Linked DNA regions of Homo sapiens: regions 2 and 3 are each linked to region 1. Evidence: chromatin loops called from intact Hi-C (ENCODE). Cell type or tissue: mammary epithelial cell. All regions are shown on one strand.

Region 1 (5,000 bases):
AAGAGAGCTCATGCGGTTCAGACACATTTGAAAAAAACATTAATTATATTTTCCCCAGGTAGGTAGTTTCCTGTATTCAAGGTCTACTGAGTTCTTTGATGCCTATGCCAGATCATCTTCTTCATAGTACATAATGCTTTGAATTGTACACACTATGGTTAACGTCGAAAGACAACCTTCAAAACTTGGGACACTTGTTTTCTTTCATGTTTTGAGTATCAGCATCCTGATCTCAAATAGCCACACAGACACACTGCTTATCACATCACTCCGTTTTAATTATCTGCACAGCACTTAGCACTTAGTACTTTCTGATGTTTCTCTTGCTTATTTATTTGTTTAATGCTACCCCCACCACCACAATACGGGCTCCGTGATACCAATGGTTTTATCTCATTCAATGTTGTGTCCCCAGCATCTCGAAGTGTTCAATAAACATTCAGTGAATATTCAGTAAATGAACATTCCAACATTCTGAGTACTTTCCTGAAACAGTCATATGACAGCCACAGACAATTTCCATGCTTTGTGACATGAAGGCCCACATTTATACACCTACAAAATGAGAGTAATAAGATATTGACCTCACAGGACTATCACGAGAATTGCATGAGAACACACTGTAAGGACTTATCACAAGGTATGGCATATGATGAATGAAAAATCATAAAAATCATATTATGGAAATGTGTCAGTGTGCCATTTATAGTGGAATAAAAGCAGTAAGAGAAATGCCATGATTTCATTTTATCAATTTGTTTAAAATGTATCTGATTATACATGTTCTTTCACTATTTAGGAGGAAAATTAACATATGTTTTTATGTAAGCTACAGTTTGCTTTCAGGAGAAGAAGAGTACCAAACTGGGACTCAGAGGAATAAATCCAGGCTGCTGATCTGTATGGCCCAATACGCCATTTAATAGTTACCTAAGGTTTAGTTTTCTCACCTGAAACATTGAGGGGAGAGGCAAGGAAGAGTAGGAGGTTTGAGGGGAATCAACCGAAATATGAGCTCTTAAGAGGCAGCGAGTAAATATGCAAAAATCAATATTTAGCTCATAAAAGAAAGAATGGCGTCAAGATTTTCTCACAATGTTTGGCTAAATTAGATGAATAAGATAGACCTTCATAATAAATTAAATCTGATCTATACATTATTTGTATGATACTCAGATATACAATCCCTAGCTTACAGTTAATAAAAATTATCCATTTGAAATTATTTTTGCAGACATTTTTGCGTATATGCTATATGGTGTCCTTATGAACAGCTTTTTTTTTCTACTGAAATTTAACAAGTTAAAAAGAAATAGATTTAGAAGAAGCTTCCTGGAGAAATGTTTTTCCTGTTTAAAAGTTCTTTACCAGTTTTTTTTAAGTTACAATAAAAAGCATTGTGAGTCATCCATACGCAGTTTTTTTGTATTACGTATGGATCAAATACTTCCAGAAACATGACAATGTGTAATGAATTCATCCCCTTCACCAGTAACTTTATTTTAATATGGCTCTATTACAAATGAAAAATCAATAAACCACCATTCAGTTTCTTTGAAGTAGACTCTTGCCTCTCCTTCCAACACTCTAGAAATATGCCATTGGTTGCCTAAAGCCTTGAACTTCGTTTGTCAATTCAGGTGCATTGTTTCCTTGGCTGTTAGGTCTGCCTGTTTCCTCAGGCTAATTATGAAATCATCTGCTCCGCCAGGAAGAAGCACACAGCTGAAGAGCATCATCCTGTGTTCCAGCATTACTGTGGAGCATGTGTCCTTATTACTAATGCACAAAGCACGACACTTGGAGAAGTCTCTTCGTTGCCTGGAAATTGGGGGGCATAATCTGAAGACTTATAAATATCTCTTAACAAAGCACCAGCTGAGCTGTGTCAGGGTTGCACACTCTCTTCATCTCTCCCTTACAGCCTTTCAATTTGCTTTCCAAACATTTCTTTGTCGCCGTTGGCTGGGGTGTGCTTAAAAGAAGCACATCGTTAACCACAAAGAATGCTCACTGTTTTCTGTGATTTCAAATCAGTTCCAAGCACTTCCTCAGCAAGTGGCCCGGCAGCAATTACCCTGCTGCTGAAGACACTTCGCATCACAGGCCTCAGTTTTTGAGACAAGCAAGCAAGGCTGTAAGAAATGATAACATATGTTTCAGCCTCCATTCACCAGCGATTTATACCCCCATAAGAAGGGTGAATCAATTTTCATGCAAATTCAACAGGCATATTCAACAACGTTGCTCTCTTCTCTAATTCACACAAACTCAGCATTCATCGGCTGCATTACTTGCCTCAAATGGGCACTCACAGTTGCTAAATGATTCGGGCGGGGGTGGAGTTGCTCTGTGTCAAAAAGGGGCAAAGAACAAGGAAAGGACATGAATCCATCAGGGCAATGAGAGCTGAACTGATTCACTGAGACAAAATAGTGAGGTTTTGAAAAGCCAGTGCAAAAGGAGATGGCTTCCCACCTCACCCTGACACTTCTGTGAAAGATGGTGTAGAAACTGACCTCGGCAGCATTCAAGGGAAATGTTTCCACAAGCATGAGCTGCTCCAGAACAATTTATCCAATAGATTATGTTGAGATAGGCTTCACTTTACAACCACATTTCTCTCTTTTCTTTCCCATCTTGATCATACCTGTTAATATCCTCTTTGCGGAAATATCTCCAGAAGGAGTCAAAAAGGTTAAAATGGGCAGCGCAAATTTCCATATGCCAGGTCCCTGGATATAGTTTTAAAGGGCCTGTGGCCTTAAGTAAAATCTGATTTCTTAACTCCACAGGTCTGCAGGTAAATGTCACACTGCCCTCTGGAGGTAGTCTCATTGGATCTAACCCTGAATTAATGATTGCCAGCTACTGAAAAATATATGGTTGCTGAATTTCAGAAGTCTTTTTCTAGGGTGGAGAGGGTATAGAATAGGAGGACAGTTGAAAAATTACCAACTGCTTCCAACTCCTTGTGAGTGGAGTGAGTGTGTGTGTGTGTGTGTCAGACAGAGAAGGGGGTGGGAAAAGGAAAGGAGAATAAGTAAAGATTGCCCCCAATTTCAGTAGTGCCAACAGAGAAAGGATGCATGTAGACAGGAAGCTTCAAGATGGCTGACTAAATGCATCTGGTACTCACCTTTTCCAGAGAGAGGAGCTAAAATAGCAATTAGATAATCACATTTTGAATAGATCATCTGAGAGAGAATACTGGAATTCAACAGAGAAGTGATGGGAAGCACTGAAAGCAAGGAAGGAGAGGGAAGCAAGGAAGCCAGCTTAGCTGGGATCAGCTGGGAGCCCGGAGAGGCTCCTTAATGTGAGGAAAGGGTAAGTGAGAGACACCAAGTGGTCCACATTCCTGCCACAGAATTCTACAATGCTAGCCATAGGAGAGCCCCTGGACTCTCATGGGCCCTGAGACTCACAGAGAACTGCCTAGAGATCACATAATGGCATTGTTCTAGACAGGGAGCTCATGCTGAGTCCTACAAACCCCCAAGTCCTAAGCAGCTGCAGCACTGTGCCATTATGAAAGCCCCGCCCCTGCCAGAATGTGTTCTGCCTGGGGGCCCAAGAGCCCCTGCACCTCCATATCCCTGGAGCCCAACTGACACTCATCACCCACAGACACCACTGTTGGGCTGAGGCAGGAGCCACTGGAAGTGACCTTGCCACCCCAACAAAAAGGCAGCTATACATTTTCATGTGCCATCTGCAGGACTGAGGACCAGCTTGCCCAGTTCATCATGGACATCACCAACACCAGCACTGACCACTTGGGTTCCAGAAAGTTGTCCCACCACAGCTACTGCCATTGCCACAGCATACCTGCTACCCAGAAGCATGATAACCTGCCCATCCTCCTGACCCACCATGATATTCCCAGCACCTGGAGAGGCTAATGCTCAACCCACTGCTGCCACCACTGAGGCCCAAAGACTGGCCCACCTAATGTCCTAGTTCCCAGCAAAACTTCACCACAACCTCCACTAATAATCACACCCTAAACCACTGAGGAAATCACAGACACCACTGACACTGTTTACAGCTGGAAAAATTACACAGAGACTATACAACCACCCACACCTAGAGTCAAGGCCAAAGTGCCCTACCCAGCCAACACCGTAGATAAATCTTCAAGAAATGTCATCCCCTATGAAAGCAAATTCAAAAAACTGGAGCAACTGTTATATCAGATGCACAAATGATCAATGTAAGGACACAAGAAGCATGAAAAAATAAGGAAATATGGTATCTCCAAAGGCACACCATAATTATCCAGCAACAGATTCTCATCAAAAAGAAATTTAAGAAATACCCCCCAAAAAAGAATTCAAAATATTGATTTTAAAGAAGCTCAGTAAGACACAACAGAATACTGAAAAATAATGCAAAGAAACCAGAAAAGCAATTCAGGAAATAAATGAGAAATTTACCAAAGAGATAGATGTCATAAAAAAAGAGACCAAACAGAAATTCTACAACTGAAGAATTCATTGAATTAAATAAAAAATACATTCTAAAGTTTCAACAACAGACTAGATGAAGCAAAAGAATCTCAGAACTTGAAGAGAGGTATTTTGAAATAACTCAGACAAAAATAAATTAAAAGGATAAAAAAAGAATGAGCAAAGCCTATATAACATCATAAAGTGACCAAGTATTTGAATTTAGGATCTGAGAAGGTGAAGAGAAAATGAAGGAGTTAGAAAACCTATTTAACAAAACAATAGATAAAAACTTCCCAAGTCTTGCAAAAAACTTTAGATATCCAGAAACAAGAGGCTCAAAGTTCTCCATATAGATACAATTCAAAAAGTTCTTCTGCTCAGCACATTATAGTCAAAATATCAGAGGTGAAAGACACAGAGAAAACTCAAAAAAGCAAGAGAAAAGCATCAAGTCACTTATAAAGGTACGTCTGTCAGACTAGACTAACAGCAGAAACCTTATAGACTAGGAAAGAATGGGCTGATATATTCAAGATGCTGAAAGGA
Region 2 (5,000 bases), 92 kb before region 1:
ATATGGGGTCTTGCTATGTTGCCCAGGTTGGTCTGGAACTCCCAGGCGCAAGCAACCCTCCCACCTCCACCACTCAAAGTGCTGGGATTATAGGTGTGAGCCACCATGCCCGGTCAAAATTTAAACAAATAATTTTGTCTCAGAAAGCTTCTACAGAGTCTCACAATTCTACATTAATTTGGTTTGGTTCTAGTTAAAAAATTAACTGGTAAGCATTCATTTCTGAAAAGTACAATGCTAATGGTGTAATCAAGAAACCTGCAGGTTCCTAAAAGATACTGTGAGAGATGGAAAGTTCAAACCCATACACTATAAAAGCCTGACCCCTGCTGGCTGATCTGTTTTGGCTTAGCTAAGTGAGAAGACAAATACAACAAAAAATGTGATTTGATCAATGCTTCAAAAATTTTACTCATTTCTCAAAAGAAGACATACATAAGGCCAAAAAACATGAAAAAATGCTCCACATCACTAATAATCATCAGAAAAATGCAAATAAAAACCAGAGTGAGATACCATCTCACCAGTCAGAAGGGCTATTATTAAAATGCAAAAAAAAACAACAACTGATATTGGCAAGGTTGCAGAGAAAAGACAATGCTTATACATTGTTGGTGGGGATGTAAATTAGTTCAGCCAACTGTGGAAGCAGTTTGTAGATTTCTCAAAGAACTTAAAACAGAACTACCATTCAACCCAGTAATCCTATTACTAGCTATACACCCAAAGGAAAATAAATAGTTCTACCAAAAAGACCACATGCATTTGTATGTTCATCATAGCACTATTCACAATAGCAAAGACATGGAATCAACCAAGGTGTCCATCAAAGGTGGACTAGATAAAGAAAATGTGGTACATATACACCATGGAATACTATGTAGCCACACAAAAAAAGAAAGAAATCATGTCCTTTGCAGCAGCATGGGTGCATCTGGAGGCCATCATCCTAAGTGAATTACACAGGAACAGAAAACCAAAAACCGCGTGTTCTCACATATAAGTGGGATCTAATCATTGAATACACATAGACATAAAGATGGGAAAAACAGACACTGGGAACTACTAGAGAGAGAGGGAGAGAGGGAGACAAGAATGAAAAAACTACCTGTTGGGTGCCTGGCTCACTACCTGGGTGATGGAATCATTCATACTCTAAACCTCAGTTTCACACAATATACCATTGTAACAAACCTAAACATGCATCCCTTGAACCTAAAATAAAAGTTGAAATTTTAAAAATGTACTGAGAAAAAAAATACCCTATATAGAATACACTCTGCCTTCACCTGCCACTCCAAAAATCACATGCCAAATATTCAAGAAAGGAAAAAGAAATCACAAGAATGACATGAGCAGACAGAAGAAGTGACAGAAAAAGTGAAGTGAAAAAGTGAATGACATAACTTGCTTGAAAAGATAGTTTTCAGGTGTTGTCTTTCATTAAATATAAGTTTTATATTATTGATTCCTGAAAAAGGGAAAAGTGTAAGTGCTGGCATGTCACAAAATTTTACATTAATCCATGGACCTTGCAGGAAATTATCATGGTGACTAGAAAGTATCTGGCACTCATAACATCCCAAGATGTTACAGTAATTTCTATAATTATCAAATAATCTCAGCTGAAGAATATACATTAATCTTCATATTTTTAAAATTTATTTATGTCATTTCTCTCTCCCTCTCTCTCTCTCTCTCTCTCTCTTAACATACATAACCCACTCAGGCACATTGAATATCATCTTTTTAAGTAAATTAAAAGTTCCTTATTAATTTCTTGGAGTTATAAAGATAATTTTTTATGTCTAAATTTGAAATATTTCTTCCATATCTAATAAGTGAGACAATGAGGAAAATAGGTAATATATATAGATCTTTACATTTTTCATAATTTCCTTTAATTAGAATCAATATATATCTTTGTTGAGTTTTAAATGCATTATTTTATACAAAGACCTTAAAGTGAAGCCCCATAAAGTAAGAGCAATCAGCATTGCATTACATAAACATACCTAGCAATGGCCTAAAATCTATAGCATTTGAAAATTAAACATATTGTGACAATTTTGTAGAGACACAATCCAGAATTAGTATCAAGCAAAAACTTGACTTGAAAGAAGTTATTATATTTGCATACAATGTCCTTTTAAAAGCACTAAAAGCTACAGCTATTGATCATTTTAAGTCAATTATTAAAAATAAAATTTACTTTTCAAAAAGATAAAATGCCTAATTTGAAAAAGAGAAAATCAATTTTATAACCAGATAAATGCTAGGGGAAAATCATCAGTCTGTAACCATCTGAAACACCACAAGGTGGCACGACAGCTTTACTATGGTGCTTAGGTTGCCTAAAGCCTCTGGTGCCCCGCTGTTAAGAGTGAATAGTGTGACCATTATACACAGATGAAATCTTAAAAAGCTTTGCTGCTATAATAATTTACTAAATTGCCTATTATTGAGATTGTCCAACATAAAGTGACAGAAGAGGTGTAACCCCATTTGTCAGTTTTTAGAACAGATATGTAGAAAGGCCAAGCCCAATGGCGCGTATGTTGGAGACAGAATGACTGAGGCTGGGTGACCTGGGGATGTGGTCATCAACCTTTCTGAGATGGCATCTTTGTCTCATATTTATCATCTCCTTTCCACTCCCACTAACTTGGTTTAGGCCCCTGTTCTATAATAACTTTATACTAATAAACATCCTACTTGTCATCTCTAACCTTTCTAGCCTATCCTACACACTTCCAAATTATTTCCTAGAGAAAAGAGCAGACAGAAAAAGTGAATATTTATCCTGAATACTTTTTTTCAAAAAGACTAAGCTTTAAACCAGGTAACCTTAAAGTAGCAAGTATTTCTGCTTTTACTGGGATTAGGGATTAGTTGGAAATAATTGGGAATGTTACAGAAATAAAAAGTTACATTTCTGCATATCTTGTCAGTGTGTAAATGTCTCTCCATACATACATGTAAACGAATGGTATTATATATATATATATATATATATATTACTGTAGTCAATAAAAAACAGTGTTATTATTATGCTTTAATATTGATGGGTAATTTTCCTTTGTAAATTCCATCTAAACTCTGAGACATGTTTTTCTAAGAAGATAGCAAAGTTGACTGCAATACACCATGGTAGAGTAATTTTTTAAATTTTTAAGTGGAACATAAAGCTATTTATTCTTATAAATTCAAACTGATCAATGGAAATTTTAAAAGTTTAATGATTTTTATACTTGGTCCCTCTGTTCTATATAAATTGAAAAGCAGATGGAGAAAAATAATCTGTGGTTACATTTCTTATCTGAGCCTCTCTGGACTCCTGTTTTAAAAGTTTTATTGCTAATGTCTTTCTCGGGGTAGAGAAGGAGAAGGAAGGAAGAGAGATGGAAGATTTAACCAAGAAACAAAGTCCATGTACTTATAGCTAAATGAACTATATTACACACTCTCCATCCATCAAGCAAGTAAACATGTGATCAAAAACTAGCAAAAGGAACAAAAATTCATTAACAGACTTCCACTTTTGGCCATGTTGGAGTAACTGACACTAACTTCCTGTAAAAAACTCAAAATTCGACAAACCATATGAAACAGCTGGTTTGGACATTGGAAAATAGCACAGAACTATGATCCCCAAAAGGAAGGAAACAAATAAGGTGTTTGAATATTATGTTCATCCCAGCTTTCTGCCTAGAAGCATTCTCTGAACCAGAATGCAGGAAAGGGAATTTCGAAACAGAAAATGACGATCTCAATAAGTTAAGGAGATGAAGACCAGAGTTAAGGGAGTCTGAAGAAGCTTACATATTCAAGGTAGACTACTGCAGAGGAAAAATTTGTATAAGGATCCTCTGAGTCAGTAACTAAGCAATAAGCCAACTATATTTAGGGTAAAATCCACAAGACTGGGCAATGAACAACTAGAAGATTGTGACCTAAACAATTCCCAGAGCCTGTATAGAGCTAGCAGACATTTGAGCTCAAACTAGCCAGAGTGGAATGTCTCTGTTGACTACACGGAGTAAACATCTATTCTAGACTCACGCTAACAAGGTTCTTTAAAGAAATAAAAACAACCTAGTACTAATTAACAGAATGTGCATAATGTCCTGTTGTCTATGTCTAGTCAAAAAATTATTAAACACATCAACAAGTATGTAAATGTGAATCTAAACTAGAAGAAAAAATCAGTCAATACTCCAAGATCTTGAAATGACAGAGATTAAAGAATTAGCAGACAAGGATAACTAAAACTTAAAAAAACATATTATTAACAAAACATGCGCAAAACTTCTATATTGAAAACCACAAAAAAGTGCTTAGAGAAATGAAAGAACAGTAAATAAGTGAAGAGGCATACCATGTTCATAGATTAGAAGACTCAATATTGTTAAGGTATCAATTCTCTCAAATTGTCTAGAAATTCAGTATAATCCCAATCAAATCCCAGCAGGTCCTTTTTAAAAATGAAATTGACAAGTTGATTTAAATATATGTATGAAAATAGAATAAACCTAGACTATCAAAATAATTTTGGGAAAAAATGACAAAGTTTTGGAGACCTACATTTAAGACTTCCTATAAAACTATAATAATTAAATGTGGTTTTAGAGTAAGGCTAAACATATAGAGCAATGAAACAGAATAGAAAATCCAGAAAGAACCAATATATGGACAAATGATTTTCCAACAAATATTCCAAAGTAATTCAATAGTAAAAAGGTAGTTTTCTTTCATCAAATGGTTCTTGCACAACTTGATATCTATATGAAAAACAAAGAACGTTGGATTTACCTTACACTACACACAAAAATGTGTTCAAAATGGATCCACCTAAATGTAAAAGCTAAAACTGTGAACTTTTCAGGGGGAAAACAAGAGAAAGTCTTCCCTTGAGTAGGCAAAGATTTTTTAAGCAGGATATGAAAAGCACAAAACAAACCAAAAAAATGATGAAACAAACTTCAATAAATACAGCTTTT
Region 3 (5,000 bases), 470 kb before region 1:
GTACCTCATCAATATATACACCTACTATGTACCCATAAAAATTAAAAATCAGGTGAGCGCCTTCTATGTGTCAAGAACAGTCACAGGTGCTGGTGAGGGCAGGGAGGGAAGACAAATAGATAAATATGTGTGTCGATTTTTTTTTTCTTTTTAGTGCTTTGGGTAAAGTAAATTGTTTTCATTTGTCTGAGAAGATTGACAAAGAAAGAGAGAAAAATAAACACACTTTTCTAATAGGAAGAGAACACTAAATATGACAATGAAGCTTTCCCATGGAGCCTGGACATGGCCTCAGAACATTCTCAACACAGAGCTCAGGAGAGCCACTAGCAGTCATTTCCACTTGCATGGAGTGGAGACCTATTCCTTATCCCATCCCCATCCCTAACTGATGTTCTGCTCCTCCTTTCTGTTAACTTGTGGGTTGTGGTCTATTATTCTTGCTTTTGTATCCCAACATTCTCTCATGGATGATCATTTTAAATTATGTTTTGTAATTTTGAATTGCGAACTCATCTTAGACTTCATCTGTAGAAATCCTCTACAACCTGACTTGGAACTATGCCCCTCTGAAGAGGTTTCCAGTTTGCTTCAGTCAGATACCCGAGATATTTGTATATTGGGACTAACTATTAATCTCCTGGCTTGGGGGTTCTCAGACCATATAGGTAGTACTGTTTCAAACCTCAAGGAGTTTTATGGGAAGACTCACAGATATAAATGGTGAGGAAAATTGTTTTCCTATCCAAACAGATCAAACTGTTTCTCCTTGTGCTAGTGAGTGGATTTTTTCTAACCCACCCCTTCAATGAAGTTTTGGTTCAGTAAGTGTTCTGGCTTTATTGGGGGATGGTCATGGGGTGATGGTTGTAGTTTCAGCTTCATCAGCTGGGTTCAGCGTTTTACATTCTGTGCTCATATGGGTGCTAAAACTGCAGACTTTTGGTTACTGGGACTGGAAACTCTCCTCCCTTCCAAGGTGGCCTCCGTGTTATTTGGCACTCATAGTTTTAAATTTATTATTATTTGAAGGCCCTGTAGAATTCCTCTTTTTTCTTGAGAGCTCAACAATGCATTTAAAATAATGTTGGCTATATTTTACCCACAATTTCTAGGTTTGTAGTGGGAGAATGTTCAGTTTATCTACAGCTCAGAAACATAAATCCATCTAGCAAATTCTTAACACCTGAGGTTATTCATTCAAGTAGTCCTTAGCACCCATAGATATATTTAACAACAGAGTAGGACCAGTGACAGCTGCTCCTTCTCTCATTATTGGAGCCCTTTACAGATCTAGATACAGAAGACTGAGTCCTGCTTGACTCTCCCACAGCAGAAACAAATATTATATTACACACATGACCCATATTACTGATTTTTAATATACAAATCTGGTCACAATTTTTCTGTGTAATTTAAAAAAATCCAGATGCCTGGATTTTATTCTTTATGCAAGAATCCAGTGTCTCTCTTTTGAGGTCTTACTTTCTCCCCCAAATTATTGAAGAATTCCTCAGGATTATTCAATATAAAGGGAGTTGGTCCTCTTCCAAGCCCCAGACAGAGAGCATTGGAGTCAGCTGTCCCTCAGTGCAGCTATCTAAGTCATTGCCACAAGGTGTCGCTGTTGGACATGGGTCTTGCTAGGTTCAGAGGCCAGTTTGCAACTGCAATTTCATCCGTGCTGGTACTCTCATTTGTAAAATAAGGTTACAGTCTTCAGTTCACTCCAGGTTTTTAGCAATTGTATTCTGAAGCTATGGGAGAGTAGCTGGTCCTGAGGGCCTTTTTAGCCTTAGCTAATGGTGTGCCAAACCACTTCTTTCTCACTTAGGTTTTCCTGCTCTCTTGCATTGCATTAGTGTTTAGACTGCATATAAAGAATATTATGCTTCCACATTATTTTGATTTCTCACTTAATACTGATAAAGTATTAACTCTCATGGATACAGTGCCCTGCTATCTCATAATTTTTTGATCCTCAAAACTCACTCTGTGCAGGCAGCACCGAACCCCAGAGAGAGGCAATGACCTTCCCAGGGGATTTCTACAAATTAATAGAAAAACTGGAACTCCACTGCCCACTGCAGCACCACCATGTCTTTCGGACAGTACCTCTTGCCACATGGTAAGCAGTTTGAGGTAAAAATCAAATATCTTCTATACAGCTGCACATACCCTTGCTCCTCTAAGTGGAATTCACCTCACTCATGGTCTGCTCTGAATCCTAGCAGTTGCAAACACAACACCAGTGGTTCTCAAATGTAGTGCTGGGACCAGGAGTATCAGCATCACCAGGAAATTTGTTAGAAATGCAAATTTTCAGATCCCACCTCAGACCTACAGAGTCAAAAACTCTGAGGATGGAGACCACCAATCTTTGTTTTAACAAATCCTATGCCAAGGATTCTGATGACTTGGGAAGCCCTGTCATAAAACAATATTTCATCTATTAGGTGCTCCAGATACAGTGCTTATGGATATAAAGTTTTAAAGGCCTACAAAAATGTTTGTAAAGTTTTGTCTCCAAATCACAAAAGAAAATTACTAAAGTGTAAATCAAGACTAATGGACTGACAACAGTGGCTCGCATCTATAATCCCAGCACTTTGGGAGGCTGAGGCTTGAGGATTGCTTGAGGCCAGGAGTTTGAGACCAGTCCAGGGCAACATAGCAAGACCCTGTCTCAACCAAAAAAAAAAAAAAAAATTAGCCAGGCATGATGGTATGTGACTGTAGTCCTAGCTAGTTCAGAGGCTGAGGCAGGAGGATAGCTTAAGCCCAGAAATTTGGTGCTGTGGTGACCTATGATCATGCTATTGCACTCCAGTCTGGGTGGCAGGATGAGACCTTTCTCCCTAAAACAAACAAAAAATAAATATTTTATTAACTATCTAAACCATAACAGAATAATATGTCAAATTATTCAGCTAATCTGAATTCTTAGAATTATCTATGTATATAATATGTTTAAAGCCTCCAAAAGGGACTTGTTTTGTCATTTGGTTCTTAAATGTAGAGATTCAACTACTCATATGGCATCTCTGCAGCTGAAGGTTAAAAATCTGGGAATGACAGTTGTCAATTTCTAGAGACGTCTTCAGATGGCCACACGATGTCAGTGTAATACAAAAGAAAGAGCAAATGACTCTATTGCAGTGGACTTCCATTGCAATGTCTTTTGAAACAAAATCATTAGGGGCAAGCGAAATGAGGGGGAAAAAAACCCAAACTGTATATAATCCTATTAGTCTTTTATGGCAGGGTGTCATGTTTTATTTTTATTTTCTTCCTATCTCTGCTCTTTTACCTGTGTGTTCTCCAGTGTAGCTGGGTTAGATGTTTAAGTAACATAAAGGGGAAAAGAAAAGAGAAAGAATTTTACTTAGCACTTATATATGAGCTACTATGTACCTAGCACAAAATAAATGCTTCAAAGGATCCAATGAATGAAATACTAAATGTTGATATTTACGTTGACATACAGTGCATTTATTACTGCTTCCTTTTAAGATGGGGAAAGGTTTAGGAAGGTTAAATTACATTCTAAGATCACACAACTGGTAAATGTGAATCCAGGATTTAAATGCAGGTTGTTGAAACACTAGAAACCTCTAATTTTTTCCCAAAACCATGTTGCATCTCTGAGAAGTAGTGTTGATGATGAATATTGTCTCTAGACAATTTTTAGTGTGCAAGGAGTATTGGTGCCATTAACTATTCCTTTGGGATCTGAAAACTTGTGAAATAATTTAGCCTTTTTGTGCCAGTATATTCAATATATCAAATACAGTATATTTCCATCTAAGAATAATTATTCTTTAAGTATGAGGAGTACAGATTTGCTATAGTTGAGCTGAAATTCAAAAGTTGACATTTAAGGAAAAATTTTCTTATTAGAGAATCTATTTTGAGACTTTATTACTCCCTGTTCTCTTACAAGACTTTAAGTACAGCAAGTCTCATCAATCTGTTTTGTATTGGTTGCTTAGAGGCAGTCTGTGGGTGCTGTATGGTTTGTCAACTATATAGTCACCTCCTAAAAATGGTATTATTGCTTGAGCATAAGCCTGAATGACAGAATAGCCCACAAAAGCTATTGACAGATGATTGTCTCTTATTGTTACTACAACTAGGGCAGATGTAATATGAAAAGTTTAGCTCTTAAATACTCCTTTCATCCAAGTCTGTACTTAGATTCTTGGAAACACATCTCATTGCATGGTCCAGGGCTCCCCTACCTGCTACCTCTCTGCTCTGCCCTCAGTATTTTAGGAGGTGTTCTAATTAAGGAATGGAGGTCCAACACAAATAATTTGCTCAGCAGTAAGTTCATGCTGGCAAATAAGGATCTCTCATTCATTTTAGTCTTTGCAAGGTTGTAGATGATTATCTATTGCTATGGCAAGATGTTCTTGACATATTGAGAAGTGGAAAAAATGGTTATCAAATAGTTTGTACAGTATTTAACCATTAAAATTATATTTATTGAACAATTTAAATGGATATACACACCAACATGTAATAGTGTAGTACTGTTCAATAGGAATGCATGAGTCAGGCTGGGCGTGGTGGCTCATGCCTGTAATCCCAGCACTTGGGGAGGCCAAGACAGGCAGATCACCTGAGGTCAAGAGTTCAAGACCAGCCTGGCCAACATGGTGAAACTCCATCTCTACTAAAAACACAAAATAAATTAGCTGGGTGTGGTGGCAGGCACCTGTAATCCCAGCTACTCAGGAGGCTGAGGCAGGAGAATGGCTTGAACCCGGGAGGTGGAGGTTGTGGTGAGCCGATATCACACCGTTGTACTCCAGTCTGGGCAGCAAGAACAAAACTCTGTCTTAAAAAAAAAAAAAAAAAAGAAGAAATACATGAGTCATATATATAATTGAAAATTTTTCAGGAGTCCCATTTAAAAAAATAAAAAGAAACAGGTAAAATTAGTTTCAATGATACATTAATATATTCTTAAATATATTACTTTATACATTTATATA

Evidence for each region. A loop is a pair of places that touch in the nucleus more often than their neighbours do. Peaks named below come from ENCODE experiments on the same cell type or tissue, not always from the same donor. Only the 100,000 strongest peaks of a DNase experiment are listed, where the experiment ranks them.
Region 2: it touches region 1 in a loop (15-fold over the local background); 23 of 110 quality-filtered maps call a loop at or near these places.
Region 3: a loop joins it to region 1, with 6 times the contacts of the local background. A loop is called at or near these places in 3 of 110 quality-filtered maps.

Annotation. Positions count from the first base shown.
Region 1 is chr6:132,390,165-132,395,164 of GRCh38, forward strand. All of the region lies in intron 1 of MOXD1 (monooxygenase DBH like 1), which reads right to left. Among named protein-coding and RNA genes, the nearest start is that of MOXD1, 8.8 kb to the right of the region's middle. In mammary epithelial cell, a CTCF peak has its summit at 2,823 (motif pointing left); a DNase peak (open chromatin) is centred at 1,707; H3K27ac peaks cover 1,727 bases.
Region 2 is chr6:132,298,206-132,303,205 of GRCh38, forward strand. All of the region lies in intron 10 of MOXD1 (monooxygenase DBH like 1), which reads right to left. Among named protein-coding and RNA genes, the nearest start is that of MOXD1, 100 kb to the right of the region's middle. In mammary epithelial cell, CTCF peaks have their summits at 332 (motif pointing left) and 2,319 (motif pointing right); no DNase peak of the experiment used is centred here.
Region 3 is chr6:131,921,943-131,926,942 of GRCh38, forward strand. All of the region lies in intron 2 of CCN2-AS1 (CCN2 antisense RNA 1), which reads left to right. Among named protein-coding and RNA genes, the nearest start is that of CCN2-AS1, 22 kb to the left of the region's middle. In mammary epithelial cell, CTCF peaks have their summits at 1,634 (motif pointing right) and 3,124 (motif pointing right); a DNase peak (open chromatin) is centred at 1,629; H3K27ac peaks cover 301 bases.